3 separate regions of the Mus musculus genome follow, and all the other regions are linked to region 2. Evidence: chromatin loops called from intact Hi-C (ENCODE). Cell type or tissue: left cerebral cortex. All regions are shown on one strand.

Region 1 (8,000 bases), 260 kb before region 2:
GGGAATTGAACCTAGGGTTCAACTGAACTGAACCTCTGGAAGAGCAGACAGGGCTCTTAACTGGTGGGCCATCTCTCCAGCTCCTGTAGCGGTGTCTTAATTTTCACATTTGAGAGTAGACAGTTATCATGCAAGCATCTAGCTTGTCTCATTAGAAATATGTTCAAAAATTAAAGTCTAAGACTCAAACAAATTCAAATTTGTTACACAGTTTGTTCCTGTACAAACAGCAAAGCCTTGGAAGTTCTTTCTAGAGAGATGCCACTCAAACTCCAGGACCTTTACTGCATCACATACTCAACTTTATATTGCATCTATGGGATGAATAAAAAAATACAGAGCTCAAGCCTAAAAATAGTATTTTGTGGTCTAACTCACTTCTAGACCACAGCTTTTGGGGGCTCAGTATGCAAAACAGCTTTATAAGGCAATCTGCAGCTTTAAGTGTGACAGCACAGTAGAGGCAAATGTGTTGGGGCGGGTAAAACAAAGCCAAGTGGTCTTTGCAGCTAACCTCTTTTGAAAACTAGAAGCTGTACGGGAAACGTCATGAAGAAACCACGTTTGAGACATGTGTCTCTAACCACAGTAGGCAAACGTCCCAGGAGGACTGGCTGTCTGGCAGAGACAACTAAGGCAACACGTGTTTCCACGTGCACTCACCCTGGATCCAGTGCACCCCTGTGTTTACATGATGGGCCATGCCCTTGGCCACTTCTATCATTTGGGTGAAAGTAAACAGTACGTAGCACCTGACAGCGTTAGGTTTGGAAGGGTTCTCAAGCAAACGGAGCATTGTGCATGAAGTGCCTGGCAAACAGAGAGAACCCAATACATGCTGGCGTTTTAAAAATTCTGCACTTGCACTGGACGAAACCCAGAAATAGCAATGAAAGCAGCTGTTGTTTCCAACCTGGGAGGCCCCGTCGGAACCGTTTTATTCAAACTTACAAGAGGACAGAGTTGTATTGTATTGTGACTTGCAGGATGAAAATACTGTTGGACTTCAGTGTAATTTTATCATGCTACCTTTGTACCAGCTAGCATTGACTTTAAAATCAGCCATCTTGGGTGGACTTCCTGCTGGTTTTTAGCAGATTTATAAACAAAGTACCTATTTTTCCTATACTGCTTTTCATAGGTGCATGGGAAAGGTAGGGAGGTTTCATGACACAAGTGTCCCCAAATGACTGTCCCATGTGATAAGTATTTTTGGGAAATCCCTATGACAACAAACACATGGGAGTTCTTATAAACTGTAAGACACCTACAGGACACGTGGAAAACTGAGTCTCATTCATATCCAGACACTCTATAAACTAGGAGGGCACCCCCTGGGGGGTTACTGACCCTCAAAGAGAATAACAATGAAGGGTCACAAAGAAATTAAAAGGAATTTAATTTTTAATTTTCTTTTTAAAACGGTGGCTTGTCTTTAAAAGTCATGGTAAAAAGTGAAATAGCTGCCGAGCGTGGTGGCACATGCCTTTAATCCCAGCACTCGGGAGGCAGAGGCAGGAGGATTTCTGAGTTAGAGGCCAGCCTGGTCTACAAAGTGAGTTACAGGACAGCCAGGGCTACACAGAGAAACCCTGTCTCGAAAACAAAAACAAAAACAAAAACAACCCTTTTTCTTCAGTACTCAAAAGTTGACCTGTGCTAATCTGCTAACCTTTTTTGAAAGTGTATGTATACACACACACACACACACACACACACACACTCACTCACACGTTTCATTTTAGAGGATTTAAAGATTTGCTTTTATATTGCTTTTATATTAATTACAGCATATAACTCTCTCCACTCTCCTTCAAATTCATGGCCTCTCTTTTCTCTATTCTTCTCTCATACATCCTGACTGCAACCTCCCCTCCCTCCATCCTTCCTAGCCCCTTTCTAGCCCCTGGCCTCAACCTCCCCTCTCCCCCAGACTTACTGCCCCTCTATTTCTCTTCAGGAAGGAGCAGGCCTCCCAGTGATATCCACCAAACAGGGCATAACGAGATGCAATTAGATTAGGCACAAACTGTCTTTCTTTTACCCAATTGTTCTTGGATTCAAACATGCATTTGCATATACACATATATTTCCAAATACAACCTGTAGAGGCCACATACTGTTTCTTGTATGCATGTTTTCAAGGGCTGACCATTTGGCATAGGCCAATTGGAAATACACTTCTTATTTCTGTTCTTTCCGGAAGCTATCCTTTCTTTTTAAATTCTTACTGGGTCTACCACTACCTAAACTGGACTTTATATAATAATGAAAACTTTCTGTAGGAGTGCCACATGTGGCACTCCTACAGAAAGTTAGGCTTGTGGCTAATTAGCAATGGGATTTAGGATTGAGAGGGCATTTACAGTGGTAAGGAAAATGGACTCAAGGTGATGTGTAACGAAGAGGCATAGATGAAAGTGAATTATAGCATTTCCATGGGATTTCATCCCATTTTCAGAGGATTGCCTTCCTTTTTAGATACAAGTGCTCGGTAATTATTGTCCAAACTGTAGTTATGTGCCCTATAACAATACTTTTGGTATAAAATTCCTAATATCTAGTGATGTTAGTTACCGAGACATTTTGTGTAGTGTTCGTGGTGATGCTGTCAGAAGCCCTCTGTTTCTAGCCCTCTTGTATATATTCAATGATATACAGTACATAATACTAGTTACTCAATAGTAAGTAACTGTTGTTAGTTTCTGCATAATCTATATCTTTCATGACTTAGGGGAGTATTCACTATTTTCATGCGGTTATTTTCATACTAGTGATCAACCAGCAGCTCCAATAGATCTGGCACTATTTCAAATCACCTGTTCACCTTCCTCTCTCCAATGCCTTTTCTTTCTATTCATGCAAACTATTCTTTAACAGCAATTATTGTTCTTTTCTGCTAGGAAACCGTGTTTTCTTTAGTTACTGGAGGATCAGAACTTTGGACCTCAGATGCTCCTGGAAAAGGAGCAGACTACGAAGACACTAATCATACCAGTGGCCTGTGTTAGTCACCAAGCATCATCTCATCCTGCTTGCTTGTTGCGTAGTAGGTCATCAGTATTTGTTTTATGAATAAAGTATGAATAAAGGGAAGTCGTCAGTGTGTAAAAACAAGAGGCCTTCCATTACTTGAGTGTGCAGTAGCACGTCTCAGTAATACTTCATGAACTAAACCCGTCATCTTGACTTCTTTGGACCAGAATGAAATTCTAAGCAAGCCTTCCCCAGTCAATTCCACTTAAAAGCTTCTTTTCCTTCCGTTCGACAACAATGATTGCCCCTGCAGATGAGGCACATGGCCACCCACTTCCCGCCTCTTCATCAGCCTCGGCTGCCCGTCGTCCCCGCGGGTTCCAGAGCCCCATCCCCGTCCGTCACAGAACCGCGCGTAAATCCGCCCTCTCCTTCGACCCCCGCCACCCGCTCCAGCTTCCGCCTAGCTCGCTTTTGGGACAAATGATGCAAAAGAAGCTCCGCTTCCGCGTCGGCGGGGGCTGTGACGTCACCGCGCCTTGACGTCAGGCCAACGTGCAGCGCGGTCGCCCGGGAGACCAGGGAAGCCGTTTTACACCCTGCGGAGTCCCGGGCTAGGTGAGGGTCATGGCCTTCCTCAGTCCTCAGAGGACCCGGTCGGCGGGGACACAGTTCCGGCGCAGAGACTGGCGGCGCGGGACTGCGGGGCGGCGGGGGTCGGGAGGAGGAAGGCGGGAAGGTGGGGCGGCCTCTCGGCGCCCCAGGCGAGGCCTGGGCCAGCGCAGTCCGGTCGGGCGGTTAGTTTCCTGCAGTGACCTCCTGCTCTCTTGCCCCCGACCTGCCCTTCGGTGAATCACGCCCCCGGAATGGTACTTGAGGAAGGGCCTGGAAGCAGAACCTGAGTTAATGACCGGGCGTGACACCGGTGTAAGAATCGGAAATGAACCACCAAGGGCATTTCTGCGTTTAAGAACACGCACGTCTATCTCGTGACCAGTGTCACAGAGAAGGTTCTCAAACGCACGTAGCAGCGGCCACGTACCTCTGTACTTTTGCCAAGGACAGTTTCCACATATATAATGGGAAAGACCAAAAGGAACTTGTTTGGTTAAAATACTGAATGGGTAACTTAAAAATCACGTTTTCTTCTGCTAAAGAGCAAACAGCCCTACACTTCTTGAAAAGCGGAATTATATGTGGATTCTACTATTCTTTTCACGAGTAGTCACATCTTTATAAAGACCCAATGGACTTTTCTAATCGGCTTACAAGCTGTTTCTTAAAATATAGGCAATAACAAAAATAAACGTTAAAGAAAGTAGTACCCTTCTAGTCACCTTGGGAATTTTAGGTGCCCACCTCTTAGTTGTAATCATCAGCATGCATTGCTTAGCAGAAAAGCACCTAGTTATTACAGTCTGCACTCACAGTTTACATGGGTTTACAATAAAGTGTCTTTATATGAGGACAAGTTACACATGTTCTTGGGACGAATCCAATGAATGTATCTTGCCTGTAATCTTGTTACTATGTCTTGTGCGATGTGCATTGACATCAGTTTCTCCTCCACTTCGTTTTAGAGGTCTTTCAAATTTACCAGGGTGCTATTTTTAAATTTTTCTTTCATAGCCAGAAGCCTGCCACTTCTGGTGACATAGTAATATGTTAAGAGTAGTCACAGCGAAGGCATTAAATAATAAACATCCCACTGGTACCTTGAATTTATACGTTATTTAGGTCCATGCTTGCTAATACTTTTGTGGATGGCACTTTAAGAGGAGATATAGTTGGCTGTATAAGGGAAAAATATTCCTGTGGAGCCCAAGATACTATCATTTCCATTCACCAATGATGGCTTAACTGAAGATAATGCCTTCTGGTTTCTTGCCATGTGACTATGACAGTATATGATTATGTACTTGGTCACTTGGACCCATGTCCACATAATTACCATTACTCCCGTGGTTGGCCTCAGTTAATATTACCAAGCACACACGTGGGAAGACAGCTCACTAGTTTTGTTTGTTTTAAATAGTAGCTTATTGAAATGAGGGATATTTTGGGCTAACACAGGGTTGAGGAATCTCTCCTCCACTGATGGTTGCATAGTTTACAAAAATAACACCAGCATTATTTTTTCCTTCACTCTCTTGCCCCTAATTTAACTCAATCTTAGGAAGCCTTTGCTGATTTCCCATCCCCCACCCAAAAGATAGGTCATTATCCTCTCTTGACTCTCACATTGCCTGTGTTCTGCAGACACGGGCCTTAGACCATCTTTTCTGCTGTGGAATCTGTGTTTCTTTCACTTGAATCTGTTCCACTCAACCATTCTGGCCTTGACATCTTCTACCTCTCTCTCTCTCTCTCTCTGACATTTGGTTAGTACAAATCCATGTGTGTATTCATGTTCATAGGCACACCTGTGTATGCATGTTTTTGTATGTGTGGAGGCTGGAGTTTGATGCCCAGTGTCTTCATCACTCTCTACCTTACAGGACCTCTCACCTGAGTTCTGAACTGGTCAGCCAGCTCAGTGAGCCCAGTCGCCCAGCTTGCTTCTAGGATCCCTGTCTCTGCCCGCCAAAGCTGCTATTTCTACATTTATGGGTACTGGCATTACAGTGCGTGGGCTTTAATCAGTAAGCCGTTCTTAGTTCCCTTTACTCTTTCCGTGGACAGAGAGGCAGACTCTTCATCAAGAGTGGATTGGGTATTCTTTGTCCAATTTGGAAAAACTCTGAAGAAAGAAAATAATGTCTCTGTTGTCTGTGGTTTCATGAAAGTAATAAAAAAAAGTTTTATATTGAATTGTTGGTATTAGCAAATGAAAATCTGTTAAAAGTAAAATCTAGATAAATTTATGTGGATCTCCATCTCTGTTACAGTTGCTATGTTGTCTCTGATGCTTTGGTGGCTCTTCGGCTCAGCGCCTGGATTTCATAACTTAGTAACTCTATTTTTTGTACTCTATAATTTAAGCAAGCCTCGATGGCACAAGCATTTTTTTTTTCTTATCCTGCTGAGCTATAATACGATATTATTTGGTCTTGATATCTATAATTTTTCAGAACAACACTGAAATAAGTCTACTTAAAATCCTACAGTTACTCTGCTGCAAAACAAATAATTAGTAAAGCACTGTTATTATTTTACTATTAGTTTATACACTTCTGAAAGAAAAGGTATATAAGTCAATAATTGAAATATCTTTCTGTGTGAGTGGCTTAAAAACTAGCTGAGGAAACTTAAATTGTAGCTTCTACTGTGGAGTTGGAGAAACAAGCACCTTTGAAGTGTTTCTTGCCAGTTCGTCCTCAGATACTAAGAAAGTTTAAGTCATTTGAATTTCCTTGTCATTAAATGAATTCTGACTATGGCCATCAATGTTTTCAGGCTGTTTTTCTGCAGTGCTCTCTCAGTACGTTTGGGGAACTATGGATCGTCACATTCCCATGCATGCCTTACCTGAAGAAATCCAAAAGGTATGATGTGGCATTATAAGAGCGTAACATTAGGAGAGTCTCAGCGGTTAGATCATTGTAAAATACTGGAGAGTGAACTTAGAGAACTACAGCAGAACCAGGGATGAGTCTGCGGTGGGAGGAGTAGCCACGCTGGAACGTTGACTGCACAGAACGTGTAACAAGACAGATGCAGAATCTCACTTCTGGCTTTAGAGTCCCAGTGGAAGCAGATTCTAGACTTGTTTATAGCCTTTTGTGATTTCTTTTCATGATGCATTTTCACGTACATTAATTCTCATCAACCACTGTGTGCCAGGTGCTGCTTAATTGTGTTTTGTTTTAGATAGGATCTAATTGTATAGCATTGGCTGGCTTAGAACTCATGCATAGACCTGCAGGCCTGGAATTCACAGAGATCTGCCTCCCTTTGCCTCCTGAGAGCTGGGATTAGAGGTGAGCACCACCATACCTGGTTTAGATACGATTGTAATCAGTTACCAATCCGTGTTGTCCTTTGTTCTATCCAGATGGAGATTGTGGCTGGGCAAGGAGATACTTTTCCAGGATTCCTTAGTATTTTGAGTGTTGGCAGCAGGCAGGTGGGAACAAAAGCAGGTAGCACTCTGCAATATTCAGCTCTCAGGAAGGCCTCAAGTAGCAGGAGCCTTAGCTTTAGAAGTGTTTGAACTCCTGTACAGGCTTAGAGGTCCAAGACCCTTAGCTTTACAAGTATTTCAGCTCTTGTGTGGACCTAGGGAGTTAGGATTCCTAAGCCCTTGGTGGTAACCAGTTTTAAAACCCCTAGACCTGGGGACTGTTTTGAGGACCCCTGGCTCTAAAGACACTCTACTTTCTGAAACTCTTTGTGACCAAGGCCTGCAGTTCCTCTTGCTGGTCCCTCACAAGCTCCAGTTCTTCAGCTTCCTGCCTTTTCTGTGTTTCCACGGTTCCTCTCATTTTCACCTTGACCACCTTCTTGGATTATCCAGTTGCTCTTGTTGCTGTGGCCTCTGGTTGAGTTACCGCTGCCATTTGGCAGGCCGTATGACCAGACTTTTGCTGCTGCCCTGGGCACATGCACAGTTCAGTGGCTGCACATCTTTGACAGCTGCCACTCTGCAGCTCTGCAGCTTGGCCTGTTGGCTGCCCGGCTCTCTGCAGCTTGGCCTGTTGGCTGCCCGGCTCTCTGCAGCTTGGCCTGCTGGCTGCCCGGCTCTGCTCTTGCCGCAGTTGTCAGCTGGCTGGCTGCTCTACTACTTCTGTGGCTCAGTGTGCTCACCTCCCAGCCATGTCTGTGGCTCACTGTGCTGGCTGCTCAGCCGTGACTGCTGCAGCCGGTGAGCCACCATCTCCACTGTGGTTACCAGCTTAGCCTGTGTTATCAAATGTGGGCAAGAAGTCACACAGGGAAGAAACCTTCTCCTGAGCACAGTGTTACAAAATGAGGGAGGAAACACAGGAGGGTGTTTCCTATCCAGCTCTCCTAGTGAGCACACAGCCAGTTATGTATCCAGAGAAAAGGTGTTTACAGGAACCACAGCCAGCCTCGCATGCATC
Region 2 (8,000 bases):
CGTGGATCTTTTTCCTGTGGGCAATTAAAATAGTAAAAAAAGTAACAAAACACAGGCTGCATTCATTCCACTAGAGACTACATTGGCATCGCTCTACAGTCAGACAAAGGATAGATTGTGTGGAAAGACATCTCTGTTCATAAATTCCATACCATCTGGAGACACACCAAGGCAAAACTTAATGCAAACATTTATTTTCCAAAGGGAGAAATGATGGTTGGAAGAGGTGGGCAGGAGTGAGCCCTGGTGCTGAAGAGCAGGGCACCATGGGAAGTTTTCTCCATAAGAAAGAGATGGGGTTACCGATCCTCTGAGAGTGTTGGCATGCCGTCTGAAGTCAGACAGAGACATTGAAAGTGAGGAGAAGGTGAGCCCTCCGGTGCTGGGTAAGGCTGAGGTGACTTACTATAGACCACGGAGAGCTCTTTTCAAGAAAGAGATTCCATCCAGAGAGACTAGCTGCTGGAGGAAAGTGACCCTAACAGGACGTTGGGCTCTGATGGAGCACGCTGTGAGAGGATTGTGCAGTGGCTAATCTTGGTTTGGCACCTTGATGGGATTAAGATGGAAAGATGTTCCCTGCATGGGGGTGGCACCATCTCATGGGAATCCATTCCTGGAATGAGTGAAGAGGAGAAACTGTGTGTTCCAGCCCCCTTCTAACTCTGCTTTCTTACAATGAATAGAATGTGACCAGACCAGTCGCCTCACCCTTCCCAGCTGAGAAGTGAGCCTCTAGTTCATTTTGAGACAGGGTCTCTCTGTATCGTGCTGGGTGGGCTGGAACCCACTATGTAGACCAAGCTGACCTTGAACTCACAGAGTTCCCCTGCCTCTGCTTCTCAAGTGAAGGTGCATGTGGCACCACGGCCATTAATTGATTTCCCCCCTCAGCACGATGGATTATCCCCTCAAACTGTAAGCCAAATAAACCCTCTCCCCAAACTGCTTTATGTAGAGTATTTTGTCATAGAGTTGAAAAAGTAACTAGCAAACGAGCCATTATCAAAACAAACTAACAGAAAAAAAAACGTATGAAAGTTCCCATGCCACCCCACACAGAACGGGGCTTGGATATTCACATTTGGGAGCCTCAGGAAAAGGCAGGCGGGCTGCTGCTTTCCAAAAGGCAGAGGAGGAGGCTGACCACTCAGGTGGGAAGCTCAGGCAGACTGACTCTCCGAGCCAGGTGATGAGCTGTCTATCCTTTTCTGCTTAGTCAGAGCCCATAGAGAGGGCCCAGCAGAAAGAAGTCCTTCAGTGACTCCCAGACAGCATGGCATAAAATGGCGACTGAGTCACAGCTGCCTGGGGTCGTGGCCAGACCTTCCCAGGCCCTGCATGGTGATTCTCTCTGATCCTCTTGGAGCAGTGAGGCTTAGGGAGCTGTCACAGAATGCTAGGAACAAAAGGAACCTCAGACATGGTGTCTCCGACATTCTGCCAACCTTCTCCAATATATGACCTCACTGGCAGTTGGGTTTTTTTTCCCAGCTACTGTGATAAATCACAATGTTGGGAGGCTACAGCAGTTCTGCTCATGTTCAGAGCTAACGTTTCCTTTCTGCCTTCGACCTCACAGGCCCTGGAAAGGTGCTCCAGTTCCCACAGAGCCCTTCCAGCTCCTTCCATCTCCGTTTTTCTGGGTAGCGTTCTTGGCTTACCAGCGAGAGCTCTAGGTTATTAAGCAGGAACACGGCGCTTCCTGTTTCTGCCCTCCAGCGTTGTTCAGCATGGTGGCTCTCCCTGGGATTTGACAAACCCCTCCCAGGTTCTTTCCAGTGCCAGTGCGAGGAGTCCAAGATCATCTCCAAGTCCCCCTTGAATTCTGGATGCTGCCGCCCTCTGAGGCCTCACTTAGAAGCTGACTCAGCTGCAGGAGGCTGGGCTAGTGCCTGACTGCCTGCCCTCCCAGGAAGGTGCTGAGCCCACAGCCTGAGGAATGCCCAGGCCGTCTGCCAAGAGTTCCTTCCTTTTTCATGATCCAGTTCCTTCGTTCCTCATCTCCCAGTCTTGAACTACACTCAACAGTCCCCTGCGGGCAGCGGTGGCAGTGTGGAGGTGGCAGGGAACTGAACTGTGTCTCCAGCCCAGTATCCCTGGGACAGTTCCTCCCCAGCGGGACCTGCCTGGTTAGATCAGCCCTAGGTCATCCTGCTTGACCCTGAGCAGAGGTAGTGTCCATTGGTGACAGTCACCTCTGACCCATGAGGATGATTGACAGTGTTTAAGATGCCATCGACCTCAATTTTCTAGGCCTCTAGCTGAAGGCTCTCCACCTGCCTCAGGCCTGGCTCTATTTTTGCCACCAACTCCTTCCTCCCAGAACTTTTTTGGCTCCTTCTTAAAAAAAAAAAGAAAGAAATGGGTCTGGAGAGATAGTTCATTGGTTAAGAGCGCTTGTTGCTCTTGCAGAAGACCCAGGTTTGATTCCCAGCACCCACATGGGTGGCTCACAGCCATCTGTAACTCCAGTTTCAGGGGTCCCGGCATCTTTTGGCCTCCAGGGCACTACATATATGTGGTACACCGTCATACATGCACACAAACCACATGCACACATTTTTTTTTAATTAAAAAAATTAAAACAAACTAGACAAGGTTGCGTCTTGCTGTATCTACTTCAGAATTAGTTGACATTTTATGCTTCCCCCTAAGGAAACAAACAATACTGCTCTTATTTTTTCCTTGTAGATTTAACATCCCCTTCACTTTCTCAGAATGAAATTGAGCGCCAGTTATCTGTACAGTAAGAAAGCTCCTCATAGTGTGCAGAGTCCAGCAAGGACTTTGCCCTTCTTCCTGGTTTTCCTCTCTCCTGGGTGTGTGTGCCCCTGAGAGAAGGGTAGGGGGAGAATGACACTCAGGAGAGGGAAAGTGGGGGCAGGAGGCACACACACACACACACACAGTGCCGACCTATTGTTCCTGAGGTGCTGGCTACACTCATTGGGGCAGCACCCTGGATATTCCTCCCAGGGGGCCAGAAAACTGCTTCCCCAAGATCAGATCATTTAGTGCCTGTGTTTTGTCTTCTGGCCTTTTCTTCTTCAATAATAGCCTTTCCTGATTATTCAGTCTGTGCACCGTGTATTCCTCCCTGTTCCCTTAGCAAAGAGAATTGCCCTTTGTGCTCAGCTCCTGGGGGAGGGAACTGAGTGAATCTCCCACCTGCTCAGGGTCAAAGAAAGCTTGGCCCCAGGGAGGCAGGGTGAGGGGTCTGAGTCTAGAATACAATCTCCTCTGGTGAAGTGTAAAAGACAGAGCTAAGCTGTGGGGCCCTTGAAGCTACAGCTTGCGGGGAGGGGGGGGGGCATGGAAGGACTGAACTAGGCGACCATTGCAAAAACTACCGCTGTCCTCCTGGTTTCTGCCCTCATCTATTTTACAGTACCTGGTTTATCCAAGGCTCTGAGAGATGAGTTTCCCAGGAGGAGCCAGGATCCCGGTGGGCTCCGCCTCTGCCACTCTGTGACCTCATATGACACTGACCCTCCCAGGGTAAGCCTCCCTCCCCTGGCCCCCGGGGTGGGGTAAGAACTCCTGCCCCACCCTCCAGTTTCCTGGGCCTGATGTGAGAAGCAAACCCAACAGAGTGAGGAAACGTTGTGTGAAGCCAAAGCTCTTTGTGAGTCAGAGGTGGAGTCTCCTGTCTTTCCCCATAGTTTACCAGCCACCTCCCCCACACACACCCAACTACCCACAAGCATCTGGTGACCGCGTGCTGTCCCCTAGTGGCCAAACTGCACCCAATTCATTTCAGTGAAAGTCATACGAAAAAGTAAATTCGTTGTGAAAAAGAATAACAAATAAAAAACGACAGAAACGAGCCCAAGATGCAGTCAAAAAGCTCAGAAGATCACCAGGTGATCTTAAACCTAAGACTGAAGACTAGGAGAGCTCGCCCTTCCTGGCCAGCTCCCAGCTGCTGCCCTCTAGGCTAAGCCTGGGGGAAGCCTTCAGACACCAGGCAGGGGCCTTCCCCAGTACGGTCCACACTTCCCCAAGACAAGATCAAGAAACGGGGGAGAAATGAAAGTTAGTGGCTGCTCTTCCTCAGCTCTTTCAAAGTCCCCCAAGAATACAAAACACTTGGCGTGTATCCTTTTCTCTGTTGATATTGAGACATCAGTTGTCTGGAGAGGCGCTCCAGTAGATCAGAACTAAATGAGCCATGTGTTCTGGGCGCTCTGAGAGAGCTTCCTCGGATGTGATCTCGCTGGCTGCTCACAGCCTCGAGGTAGGACTGCCTCGTGTGAACCTGGGCGGTCACATGCATGCTGGGGAGGGAAGAACCTTCTTCCCTATGCTCCTTCGCTTGCTCCGTGTGCTGTGCTGGGATGAGAAGAGGCTGCAGGGTGGAGAGGAAAACGTACCACAAAACAACGACAATAACAACAACAACAACCAAAACCAAAAAACAAACAAACAAACAAAAAACCACACAACAAAACAAAACACAAACAACAAAACCCACAGCCTTTTCCTTCATACCTGTGCAATAATCTTGTCAACAGTCGCCCTCTAGTGTCGGTGAATGTAACTGACCTGCTCACGTGCTTTCCCTTCTCTGCAATAGATTTACAGTGAATCAAGCGCTTCTCCTCTCACCTCCTCTTCCCTCTGCTCCCCCCCCCTTTCCCGTTCCTTCCTCTCCCCCCTCATTCTCTCCCCCACCCAGTTTTTTTTTTTTCCTGTTGGTGATGGTGGTAGGGTGGTGGTGGTGGTGTTTTTTAAGTACGGAGGGAAGTAAGGTCTCATTATATAGTTCACATGGGCTTTGAATTTGCCTCAGCCTCGAGAGGGCTACGACCACAAGAGTGCACCACCCTGCCTGGAACAGTCATGCAACCGATTCCCAGCTTTAAAACTCTATTTCCGGCCTAATGACTACAACAGGCTCTACATCTCCTGTCCTGAGCAGATGGCATAATGGGCTTCAGATGCCCACAACAGATCAGGGAGGATCTTGTCAACTTGGTGCCAAGTAGTGCATGGCTTTCATAATACCGGCAAGCAGCGCACAGGACAGGCACAGAGGCCCCAGGGACTCACAAAACCACGAACAAGCCATTGTATCACCTGTTCCAGGCCTGGGTTCCTGAGGACTCCTGTTCAACCCTCTGATGTTATTGAAAAAAAAAATTAATCTCAATCAGGGGCCTTTGATTATTCAATTCCCAGGTAGAAGACACACATGAACTTTAATTTATAATAAGCCTTTATCAGCACTAAAGCTGGGCAGATATCTACCCTCAATGCTATTAGAATCTACTTTCCTATCGATAACCCCTGGTTCTTACTTTGTTCCATCTGGGTTTCTCTTAACTCCGATTGCATAGCCCCCACGGCCATGATTTTAAGATCCTTACCCCATAGCATCTTCTCTCCACCTTCCTATCTCCCTCATGGTTCTCCTCCAACCTCAAGCCTGGGACCCCCTAAGCCCTGCCTATCTCAGTTCTGCCCAGCCATAGGCTGTAGGCATCTTTATTCACCAATCAGGAATTACTTGGGGGGCAAGGTCACATAGCACCAGGTGGGACTATGTGCACACTCTCTCATCTCTGGGGGCAATCAGGCCTTGGGGGCTGCCCAATATTTAGCTTTACAATACAAAGCAGCAGCAGTCCAACTGACTGAACTCTACATCACAGCACATCATTATCCACAAAGTTCACTGTACGCTCAAGAAACTAATTGCCAGATGAAGTCAGTTCAGCATCATCCCGGAGCACATGTGGACCATGGGCTGCATGGACTGACTGTACACCCTTGCATGTGAGTCATGACAGTTCCTGTAAACACACAGAAAGCCTTCTTCCCGCTCTTGCCTCTCAGAGAGGCATCTAGTGAGGTCATGGCTGGGTCCTTGCTCAGTCTTCTCAGGCTGTGAAAACACGTTTCACAAACATCTGTGCGCCGTTTCAGATCCCTCAGGAAAACCTTGCAAGGTAGGACGGTTTGTCCTGCTCTAGGTATTAGTTAGGACATCGAGTTCAGAAAGGTTAAGAGTCTTGCACAAGATCACAAGGTTGATGAGGAAAGGGCCGATTCATATGAGCTCCAGAAAAAAGGTCCTCCTTGGTAATGACAGCGTTTCTGACCAAGGACAATTGTGGACACTTTGAGGTGGAGTATGACCCTGATAGTGTCTTAGGTGAGACATGTCACAGATTAGATTTGCAAATCAAGCCATCAGGTAATTTAGCTATGCATAGGTGTGACTGGAGACAGAATGCTCATCGTTCCAATTTCATCCCTATGTCAGCCCTATGGCTGAATCTGTCTGTCTGCCACAAACAGATGTGTGAGCAGATGTGGCCTAGCTTACCACGTAAGAATGCAGAAACCCCAGGCTTAGGGACTAGGTGGTTTAAATTCCACTTCTGCTGGGCTAGAGAGGTGGGTGGCTCAGCAGTTAAGAGCACTAGCGTCTCTTCATGAAGACAGAGCTCTTCCGGAGGACCAGGTTTGATTCCCAGCACCTACATGGTGACACACAGCCTTCACTATCTCTACTTCCATAGTATCTGGAGCCCTTTCCTGGCCTCCTCAGGAATTGCAATGCATGTTGTGCACGGACATACATACTGGCAAAACACCCATACACATAAAGTATTTAAAAATGAGGCAAAAAAAAAAAAAAGCCTACTTGTGCTATATCTTAAGGGTAGGGGGAAGGTACATATATTGTAGGACAGGGATGGCAAATGAGGAGAAGTCGAGAGGATGAGTCCAGGACAGCCAGGTCATGTTATGCAGAGCAATCCTGTCTCGAAAGACAAAAACAAACACATGGCTTTTAAGGCCCTGACCATGAGTAAAACATAACCATTCCTAGGAGGTGATGGCTCTTCACATGGCTTAAAGAGACAGTGGGGGCAGGGGGAGCCCTTGCTCTGAAGCAAAAGTTTGTCTGTACACAGGGTCTTAGCTAAGCCACTCATAGACTAGCCAGTGAGGAAATAATGTAACTCTATGTAGTACTAGTCTCTGCACTTTTATAATGTAACTATGTAGTACTAGTCTCTGCACTTTTATAATGTAACTATTTAGTACTAGTCCATGCACTTTTATAATGTAACTATGTAGTACTAGTCTATGCACTTTTATAATGTAACCATGTAATACTAGTCTATGCACTTTTATAATGTAACTATGTAGTACTAGTCTATGCACTTTTATAATGTAACCATGTAATACTAGTCTATGCACTTTTATAATGTAACTATGTAGTACTAATCTCTGCACTTTTATAATGTAACTATGTAGTACTAGTCTACAAACTTTTACAATGTATCTCTATGTAGTACTCGGCTACACACTTTCAGATGTCTGATCTCACATAATGTTTGCAGTAGCCCAGTTTCCATGTTGGCAGTGGTCACACCCAGTTACAGTAGTAGTTCCACTTAACACAGAAATCTAGTAGAAGTGTTCTCTCCTCCTTTTTCTCCTCCTCCCCCTTTCTGGCTGTTAGATGATCTTTTACTGAAATAATGTCTTTTGTATTTTGTGAACTAGCTGGTTGTTCTGCTGTTAATGTCATCTATAATGTTATGAGGGTGGCAGCCACTGCTGACACTATAGCATAAGGACTGTGCTGGACCAAGGATTTCTTAAATAGTTCAAGCAAGTTCTCTAGCTAAGGACCAATCAGTGCCGCACATGTCCAACAATCTCTTCAAAAGCGGCATTTCCACTGGGTTTAGTCATTTTCTGTTTGTTTCTGTCTCCTGGTGGTTCCTTGGGGTCATTGAGATGAGAAAGGAGGCAAAAGATACCATTGAGTCAGGGTCTGTCTGTCCTGACGATCCTCACTCTGGGTCAGACCTGAATGATCAGCTGCACTGTAATTCTCAGGTCATTCCACTTATCAACTATCTTAGTAATGTTATCACCAACCTTTCGTGGAGACAGACCCAGGGCCTGACCTTGGGAGCCAGAGCAATGCGGTGCCAACCCTGCCAGCGAAGCATTGCCAAGACATGGCTTGG
Region 3 (8,000 bases), 400 kb before region 2:
GATTTAGCAGAAAATGGTATGGGAGTTGATACATTATTTTGTGATAGCTCTTTGGGTATTTCTAACACACTAAGTCAAGTTAGTATCTAACTTGTACATCAGGTGAGCAAGAACACTCAGTAGAAGGTAACTCATGATAGTTTATGTACTAGCCAAAACTATGTTCAGCTACACACTCCAAGTAGAAGTGGAGACAAATTGTGATTTATCTGGGGGACAGAAGCCATTTTAGGACTGCTGGAGCAGCTTCAGAATATCGTGAACAACCCAGGCGCCTTCTTTCTTTCCAAGCATCCTCAGCCTATGGCTTCCAGCTTCATGTTTTCCACATTATGCCCTTGCTTTTGTCATGAGACACTAGTTCCATCTGTGTGTCAGAGAAGGGAAGTGAGGGAGGGGACAGGAGGGAAGGAGAGGCTCCATATTAGAAAATGAAATCCTTTTCTAGCAATTGAGCAGTTTCCAGGACTGTCTCCTTATGGGAACCATAATTACATGAGATCTAGGGAGATAAACTTTACAGCCAGGCAACCTTCTCCCTTCTTCCTCAAGACAAAGAAGAAGAGGAGGAAGAGGAGGAGAAGGAAGAGGAAGAGGGGAAGAGGAGAAAGAAGGAGGAGGAAGAGGAAGAGGGGAAGAGAAAGAGGAGAAAGAAGGAAGAGGAAGAGGGGAAGAGGAGAAAGAAGGAGGAGGAAGAGGAAGAGGGGAAGAGAAAGAGGAGAAAGAAGAAGAGGAGGAGGAAGAGGACGAGGAGAAGAGGAAGAGGAGAAAGAAGAAGAGGAGGAGGAAGAAGAAGAAAAAGGAGGAGAAAGAGGAGACGGATCATCCAAATATTTCTAATAAAGGAGAAAAGTACAATAGGAACTTTACAGCCCAATTCACCCTTCTTCTCATTCAAGGAATACAATCTTACCCTTTCTAGGATAGCCCAGAATGCCTGTCAGTTATGATAGGGGCTCAGCCTGCAGGCTCTAAGGGCCCTCATGATGTTACTGGTCCTTCTGATCAAGTGTGTGAGTCTGTGCTCACATCAGCAGCATGTATACTAAGAAAAGATTAGCATGGACCCTGTGCAAGAATGACATAACAATTCACAGAGCATTCTATAATTTTAAACTTTCATATTCCAAATTTAAAAGTCCTTAATTTTATATGTATGGTATTTCCTACATGTCGGTACTTATGTTTGTGCCTAATACCCATGGAGGTCAGAAGAGGGCATCAGATTCCCTGGAAATCGTTGTTAGCTGCCATGTGGCTGTTGAGAACTGCACATAGGTCCTCTCGGACACAGCATCCAGTGCTCTTAAGTACTGACTGAGCCATCTCTCCAACCCTCCCACCTCCAACTTTTTTTTTTTAAGAGTATGAGTTTCAGGGTTCTAGAAACCAATATTTAAACTAGCTCTGGAATTACATTTAATTATCAGCTCTTAATTGAATTAGGATAAGTTACCCTTAAGTGATCTATAGCCTTTTATATAAAATACCTTCCCCCAGCTGGGCGTGGTGGCACACGCCTTTAATCTCAGCACTCGGGAGGCAGAGGCAGGTGGATTTCTGAGTTCGAGGCCAGCCTTGTCTACAGAGTGAGTTCCAGGACAGCCAGGGCTATAAAGAGAAACCCTGTCTCGAAAAACTAAAAAAAAAAAAAAAAAAAAAAAACAAAAAACCCTTCTCACTTAGATGCTCAACTTGGTCATGTGACTTGCTTGGGTCAGTGACATATTAGTAATCAATTATACTGCTTGCTTATTGAGCCTTGTTTTTTTGGAATGCCCCCATTTTGTAATCCAGATTATCATTTTATGAGGAAGCCCATATCAGCCAGGTAGAGAAGCCACACACAAGAAAACAGACCAACAAGCCTTCTTTTTTTTCCAAGACAGGGTTTCTCTGTGTAGCCCTGGCTGTCCTGGGACTCACTCTGTAGACCAGGCTGGCCTGGAACTCAGAAATCCTCCTGCCTCTGCCTCCCAAGGGCTGGGATTAAAGGCGTGCACCACCACCACCTGGCTTCTCCAGCATTCTTAGATTCCATCTTTGCATTTTCTACATCATTGTCAGCTCATTTGTGCTGAGACACTAGCTTCGACCTTGTGTCCTAAGAGATTTCAGTTAGACTAGGCAGGCCCAGCCTTCAAGCTGTACAGATGAGCTACTGGCACTCTGTCCTGGTGGAATTCCTGAGCAAAGAGCCCGGGATCATGAACAAATCAGTTATGGTTTTAAATAGCTATATTTGGGGGTGATTTGTACATAGCAGTAACTGAAACAGTACTGAAAGTATAAAGAATGTATAAAAAAATTGTTGGAAGAGAATGGAATTTTAAAAGTAGCACGAAAGCAAATTGAACAAACAAAATAGATGAGAGAAAAAAATACGTAGTAAAATGATAGATTTAACCCCAAATATAGTATGTTCAACCGGAGACATGAGGGCTGCATGTGTGTGTCCCAGGATTAAGTTTGGATGCAACCCAACATAAAACCATAAATTTACTTAAAACATTGTTTTTGCAAATATTTTTGGTAATCATTAAGTTAGTAGGTAAAGTTGGGACAGTTTTAAAACGTTGGAAATACTGCAATCTTATTATAGTTTTTTAAAAATAGTTTAATTTTGCTTATATACTAGTCTTTGAATTCTGTCCCAACCTTTCCACTTTAGTCTGAGGGCCTTTACTTGATGCAATTTGAAACAACACTGCTGGGTGATCATTAATCTGGGTTAGCAGTGCCATAAAACTTGGGAACCACAGCCTCTGCTTAGCCTGTTTTTCCAGGATCCCCTTTTTTTTTTTTTTGAATAAGTACGATCTTTTAATTTTTTTTCTTAAATTCGGATTATACAAATTTAATGTTTATTTCCAACTAAAAAAACAACAACAACAAAAAGCTATTGAATACATGAAGTTACAATCCAGATGCCAGTTTCATGTATATTTTTGAGGTTAACTCTCGGTTCCCTAAGTCTCTATGAGTGCAGGGCGTGGGGTCTGGGTGATGAAGGTCGTAGTTCTAAACCTAGTACACGCTCGGCGCGGAAGAGGCGCTCTGACTTGTTAAATGAATTAGTCACTACGTGATCCGTGGGCTGCAAAACACGCGCATAGGCATCTCTATTGTCAAAACCCTAACATTGGCTTCCCCTAGCGGAGGCTGTCCGGGAACAGGCGGCGGGGCGGGCTCAGCCTTCCCGCCCGTACGGCGCGGGGCCGGCGACCCCGTCTGGAGGCAGCGGCGGAGGCGGCCACTCGCTTCCCCCTCGGGATCTGGAGGCGTCTTGAAAGGAGGCAGATAAACAAAGGCAACCGCACCGAAACCGGCCGTTCCGTCTCACAGCCTCTCTCACATCGCGTGCCCGGGTGTCCGCGGAACACGGTGACCCTGCATCTGTCCGCAGGCAGGTGGAGTCCGCCCCACGCGGCGCGCGCCTCCTCTCCTCGCAGGCTCACGGGGGGTGGGAGGTAGCCTCCCCGGCCTCGCGAACCGTCAGAGCCTCGGGGACCCTCGGCCGCTCGCGAGCGGACACTCCCCTCCCTCCTCCTCCTCCTCCCCGGAGCGCCGAGCCGCCGCGCGCCCCTCCGTCCGGAGCACGCGCACGGGAGGCGGGGCCCCAGCTTCCCGGCACTCACTGATCGCCCGGCCCCCTCACCCCACCCCACCCCCTCTCGGCCCCGAAGCTCCTCCCTCCCCGAAGACGAGCCGGCCCGGGGGAGGAGACCGGAAGCCACTTAAAGCAGAGCTGGAGCTGACAGGCGAGCGAGCTGGAGCCTCGAGAGCAGTTGCGGCTTTCAGCGCTCAGGTCCGCGGAATGGCCCGCGCGCCGCTCGCCGCGTCGGCCGCCCACGACCCCTAGACACCGGCCCTCGTCCTCGGCTCGGACCGCTGGCGCAGAGGCGGCCCTCCACGCCGCGCCTGGGCTGCGTTCGAAGGGCGGCTTGCCTGAGGTAAAAGGGGCTGGGGGGTGGGCAGCGAGCGGCGGAGGGACCCCCAGCGGGATGGCGGGCGCCAGCCTCGCCGCCCCGAGTCCCCGTCGGGACAGCGGCGGATCCCTAGACTGCCCGGGAGAGCTGAATGCGCTCGCGTCCGTCGGTGGCGGGGTGGGATCGGGTTCAGCGCCGGGAGCTGGGCAGGTGGATAGATGGACTGGCGCCGCAGGGCTTGCGGGGCCGCCCGCGACTCCTCTCGGGGGGTTGCAGCCGGGGCAGCCCCTGCGGGAGGGCTCGGCGCTGCGGGAGCGTTCCGGCCGGCGCGCGTTCCGGGCTGCAGCCCAGAAGTTTGCAGGCTGTGTTCGAGTTAACTTTGAGTGCCGCACCGGTTCCCCTTCCTTTTCCCCGCCACCCGGAGTGTCCGCTGCGGCTCGGCCCTGCAAGCTCCGGGACTCGCCAGCCGGTCCTCGGGAAGGAGGCAGGGCCGGGGTGGGGGGGAATTCATTGTGGACTCGCCTTGAGTGGCTTCGGGGAGGCGGGGAGGTCGGGTCCTGAGGAAGGTGGGCCGGGAGTGAGGGGGCGCCCGGGTCCCTGAGGACAAGGTGAGGGCGGGGATGCTCACCCTCTCGGCGAAGTGCGGAGCCCGGTGGAACGGGCGCGGCGGGAGGTCGTGGCTGCGCGGAGCGCGGCCGGCAGGAGGCGTCGCTCGGACCCGGGCGTCTCACTCCTTGGCTGTTTGGAGCCGGCGGTTTCCATGGAAGGTGTGACCAGCTCGTGGTGCCAGACGACCGGGGCGTCACGAGGTGAAGGGTGGCGCGATTGGGTTGCCCGCTGCGGGCGACCGGAGGAAACGACCTTCCAATCTTTTTATTTTTCTGTTATGCAAACTAATTGAGGAACTGGTGGCTTCCGCACTCCACTCCTCTGCTTCCTAGTTGAGTTTCCGAGTTTGGTGGAGGGGCAGTAAGAGGAAAAGTTGTGTGCGTGCGAGTGTGTGTGTGCGTGCGTGCGTGCGTGCATGTGCGTGTGCAGAAGTATAAATAAAATCGCTTTAGTATTTTGCCTGGATTGGTGTGATAGGAGGGGATAGTGTGCGTGCGTAGGGGAAGGCACAGGCGGGTTAGATACGGAGAGGGAATACCACAATCTGTGCCAACTGAGCCTTGAGGCAAGAGCACCGAATGATGAATAATAACGCCTGGCTTGGCTGCTTTCCAGTTATTTATGTCTCATGTCAGATCCCTCCTTCGTGAGGCTTTCTCTAACAATGCCAGCTCATACTGAACTCAAATATTTATTTATTTAAAATAAATAAATCTCTTTTGTACTTAGACTAGCACTTTGTTCCATGCCTTGTGTTTTTCTGAGTTTTGATTATTCAGCACTTTTGTATACATAGACTTATAAATCCCTCCTAGATCTTTATATTCGTTTTTTAAAGCACGAAGTCTTACCATTTTGGGTTTTGACCTTCAACCAAGAACAAAGCATCTAATGTGTGCCTTTTCTAAAGTAATTCAGCCACAAAATACAGACATCCTCAGTGGTGAACAGTGCTAGGTACTATACTGGACTCCTAATGCATGCTTGATTAAATCATAGGTTCTTACATCAAGGAGTTCTTTCAGTCTATTGGACAAGAAAAAAGACCATTAATTGCTCATCACTGTCCCTTCTCATCTGGAACAATCTCAGTAAATACCTGGAAATCTCAGTCATTTTAAAGGATCTGGTTCTTGAAAGGAAAAAAAATTCAGATTCTGAAATTTGGTGTTTTTTAATATTTGTATTTTTTTGGTTATAATATACTTTCATTTGTTTTTTTTTTTTAAAGTGGATAAGTGTAACTTTTCTAAAGACAAGGACCCTTTGTATAATCGTGCTGTATTAAGTTTCTAAGGCACGGTACAGTGGTTGTTGAAGTTAGGCATATCCTGATATTCCTTCAGGAATTTTTTAAAAATTTAGAAATCTTTAACATTCAATAATTAAATACTAGAACTTTCAGAATGTAAAAACATTAGCAGGCTTCTGGCTTTCTCTTGTATCACAATTCACTTGAAAGCTTCTGTGTCTATCCTTACACACATACACACACACACTAGTTCTTTCACTTTTTAACCTTTTAAGTTTATCCTTTTGATGAACTTTCCTCCCAGTGAATTTTGTTTTTTGCAAACTCATGGGACAGATCATAAACAACTGTAAAGGGAACCACAAAGCTAAGCAAGAGATGTGGTTTCCCTGCTTCATCTTCTAGAAAAAGACAGTTATTTCTATCTTACAAAATAAAGTCATACCCCAGTAGAATCACACAGCACTTGCTCTGTCTCCCCCTCCTCTGTGTGTGTGTTTATCAATTATTAAGTCAATACATAAGTATTGAAAAATACATTCTCATCTACTATTATCTACTATTATGCAGATTTTTGCATAGCTTTTGAATCTTCATTTCTCAGTTTAAAAAAAGAAAATTGACCTGTAAGAGCTAACTATAATGCAAGCAGTGATTGCAGATAGTTAACCATAGACTAACGCAAAATGTTTTAATGAATGAATGGGTTCAGTTGTCAGTTTTTAAATGATCATCTTTCTTCCTTTCCTGGTAGGATTTGTAGATACTGAGGCACAGTTGGGAGTTAATCACATCATGGAAGTGGAAACCACTGAACCTGAGCCAGACTGTGTAGTACAGCCTCCTTCTCCTTCTGATGACTTTTCATGCCAAATGAGAATTTCTGAGAAGATCTCTCCATTGAAAACGTGTTTTAAGAAAAAACAGGAACAAAAAAGATTGGGAACTGGAACCCTGAGATCCTTGAGGCCAATATTAAATACTTTGCTAGAATCTGGCTCACTTGATGGAGTTTTTAGAGCTAGAGACCAAAACAGAGATGAGAGCAGCTTACATGAACATATAGTGAAAAAACCCCTGGAAATCAACCCATCGTGTCCACCAGCAGAAAACAGTATGCCTGTCCTGATTCCTGATGGGACAAATGTTGAGGGCCAATTACCAGAAGCGCATCCTTCTACAGATGCTCCAGAACAGGGGGTTCCAATCCAAGACCACAGTTTTCCACCAGAAACCATCAGTGGGACAGTGGCAGATTCTACAACAGGACACTTCCAAACTGACCTTTTGCATCCTGTTTCAGGTGATGTTCCTACAAGTCCTGACTGCGTAGATAAAGTTATGGATTATGTACCAGGAGCTTTCCAAGACAATAGTTTTACAATCCAGTACATTTTGGATACCAGTGATAAGTTGAGTACTGAGCTCTTCCAAGACAAAAGTGAGGAAGCTTCCCTTGAGCTTGTGTTTGAACTTGTAAACCAGCTACAGTACCATACTCACCAAGAGAATGGAATTGAAATTTGTATGGACTTTCTGCAAGGCACTTGCATTTATGGCAGGGATTGTTTGAAACATCACACCGTATTGCCCTATCATTGGCAGATCAAAAGGACAACCACTCAGAAGTGGCAGAGTGTTTCCAATGATTCTCAGGAGCACTTGGAAAGATTTTATTGTAATCCAGAAAATGATAGAATGAGAATGAAGTATGGGTATGTATTATAACAAGTTAAAAATTGTTACATGTTCTAATGAAGCTGAAAGTTTGGTATGGTGGTTTCTTTCAGTAGTGTACCAAGTTTTTTGTTTTGTTTTTTTCTTTTATGACTTTTATGCTATTCTGATTTTTCATAGTGTTTAAATTTTAATGTGGTCTCTTTACCTAACCAAAGAAACATTTTATGATTTGAACAATTTAGATGTCATTCTGTTTAGTATGTATATGTTTGAATGAAAGTTGTACATACATTTGAGTGTTGAGAATCAAGTACTATTTTAACTGTAATCACTTGCCTTTAAAAAAAATCCACTGTGAATCTTACATACTAAACTTACCTAGTTTTTAAATTTTTATGAGTTGAGTAGCTTTTTTTCTTTTTTAAATATAGAAACTAATATTTGGAGCTCTTTTACTAAACATTTTATATCAGTAATTCAGAAGTTCTTCATTCGTACACAGACACATGCTATTTTGATTTTTCAAGGTG

Evidence for each region. A loop is a pair of places that touch in the nucleus more often than their neighbours do. Peaks named below come from ENCODE experiments on the same cell type or tissue, not always from the same donor. Only the 100,000 strongest peaks of a DNase experiment are listed, where the experiment ranks them.
Region 1: a loop joins it to region 2, with 10 times the contacts of the local background. A loop is called at or near these places in 17 of 42 quality-filtered maps.
Region 3: it touches region 2 in a loop (6-fold over the local background); 26 of 42 quality-filtered maps call a loop at or near these places.

The regions. Positions count from the first base shown.
Region 1 is chr3:65,662,718-65,670,717 of GRCm38, forward strand. Lekr1 (leucine, glutamate and lysine rich 1) reads left to right here and starts at 3,511. Exons shown (of 13, transcript NM_001166659.1): 1 at 3,511-3,594; 2 at 6,373-6,461. The coding sequence starts at 6,414. In left cerebral cortex, no CTCF peak of the experiment used is centred here; DNase peaks (open chromatin) are centred at 613, 801, 3,482 and 3,926; H3K4me3 peaks cover 1,541 bases; H3K27ac peaks cover 1,490 bases.
Region 2 is chr3:65,925,947-65,933,946 of GRCm38, forward strand. It overlaps Gm35039 (a long non-coding RNA gene), which reads right to left and starts at 2,332. Exons shown (of 2, transcript XR_375721.3): 1 at 1,665-2,332; 2 at 1-616. In left cerebral cortex, CTCF peaks have their summits at 3,740 (motif pointing left) and 4,519 (motif pointing left); DNase peaks (open chromatin) are centred at 97, 1,683, 1,854, 3,688 and 3 more places; H3K4me3 peaks cover 617 bases; H3K27ac peaks cover 560 bases.
Region 3 is chr3:65,524,680-65,532,679 of GRCm38, forward strand. Tiparp (TCDD-inducible poly(ADP-ribose) polymerase) reads left to right here and starts at 3,768. Exons shown (of 6, transcript NM_178892.5): 1 at 3,768-3,953; 2 at 6,545-7,505. The coding sequence starts at 6,586. It overlaps 4931440P22Rik (RIKEN cDNA 4931440P22 gene), which reads right to left and starts at 4,735. Exons shown (of 2, transcript NR_027955.1): 1 at 4,558-4,735; 2 at 2,804-4,486. It also overlaps the pseudogene Gm22279. In left cerebral cortex, CTCF peaks have their summits at 3,169 and 4,612 (motif pointing right); DNase peaks (open chromatin) are centred at 2,078, 3,240, 3,715, 4,398 and 2 more places; H3K4me3 peaks cover 2,713 bases; H3K27ac peaks cover 2,124 bases.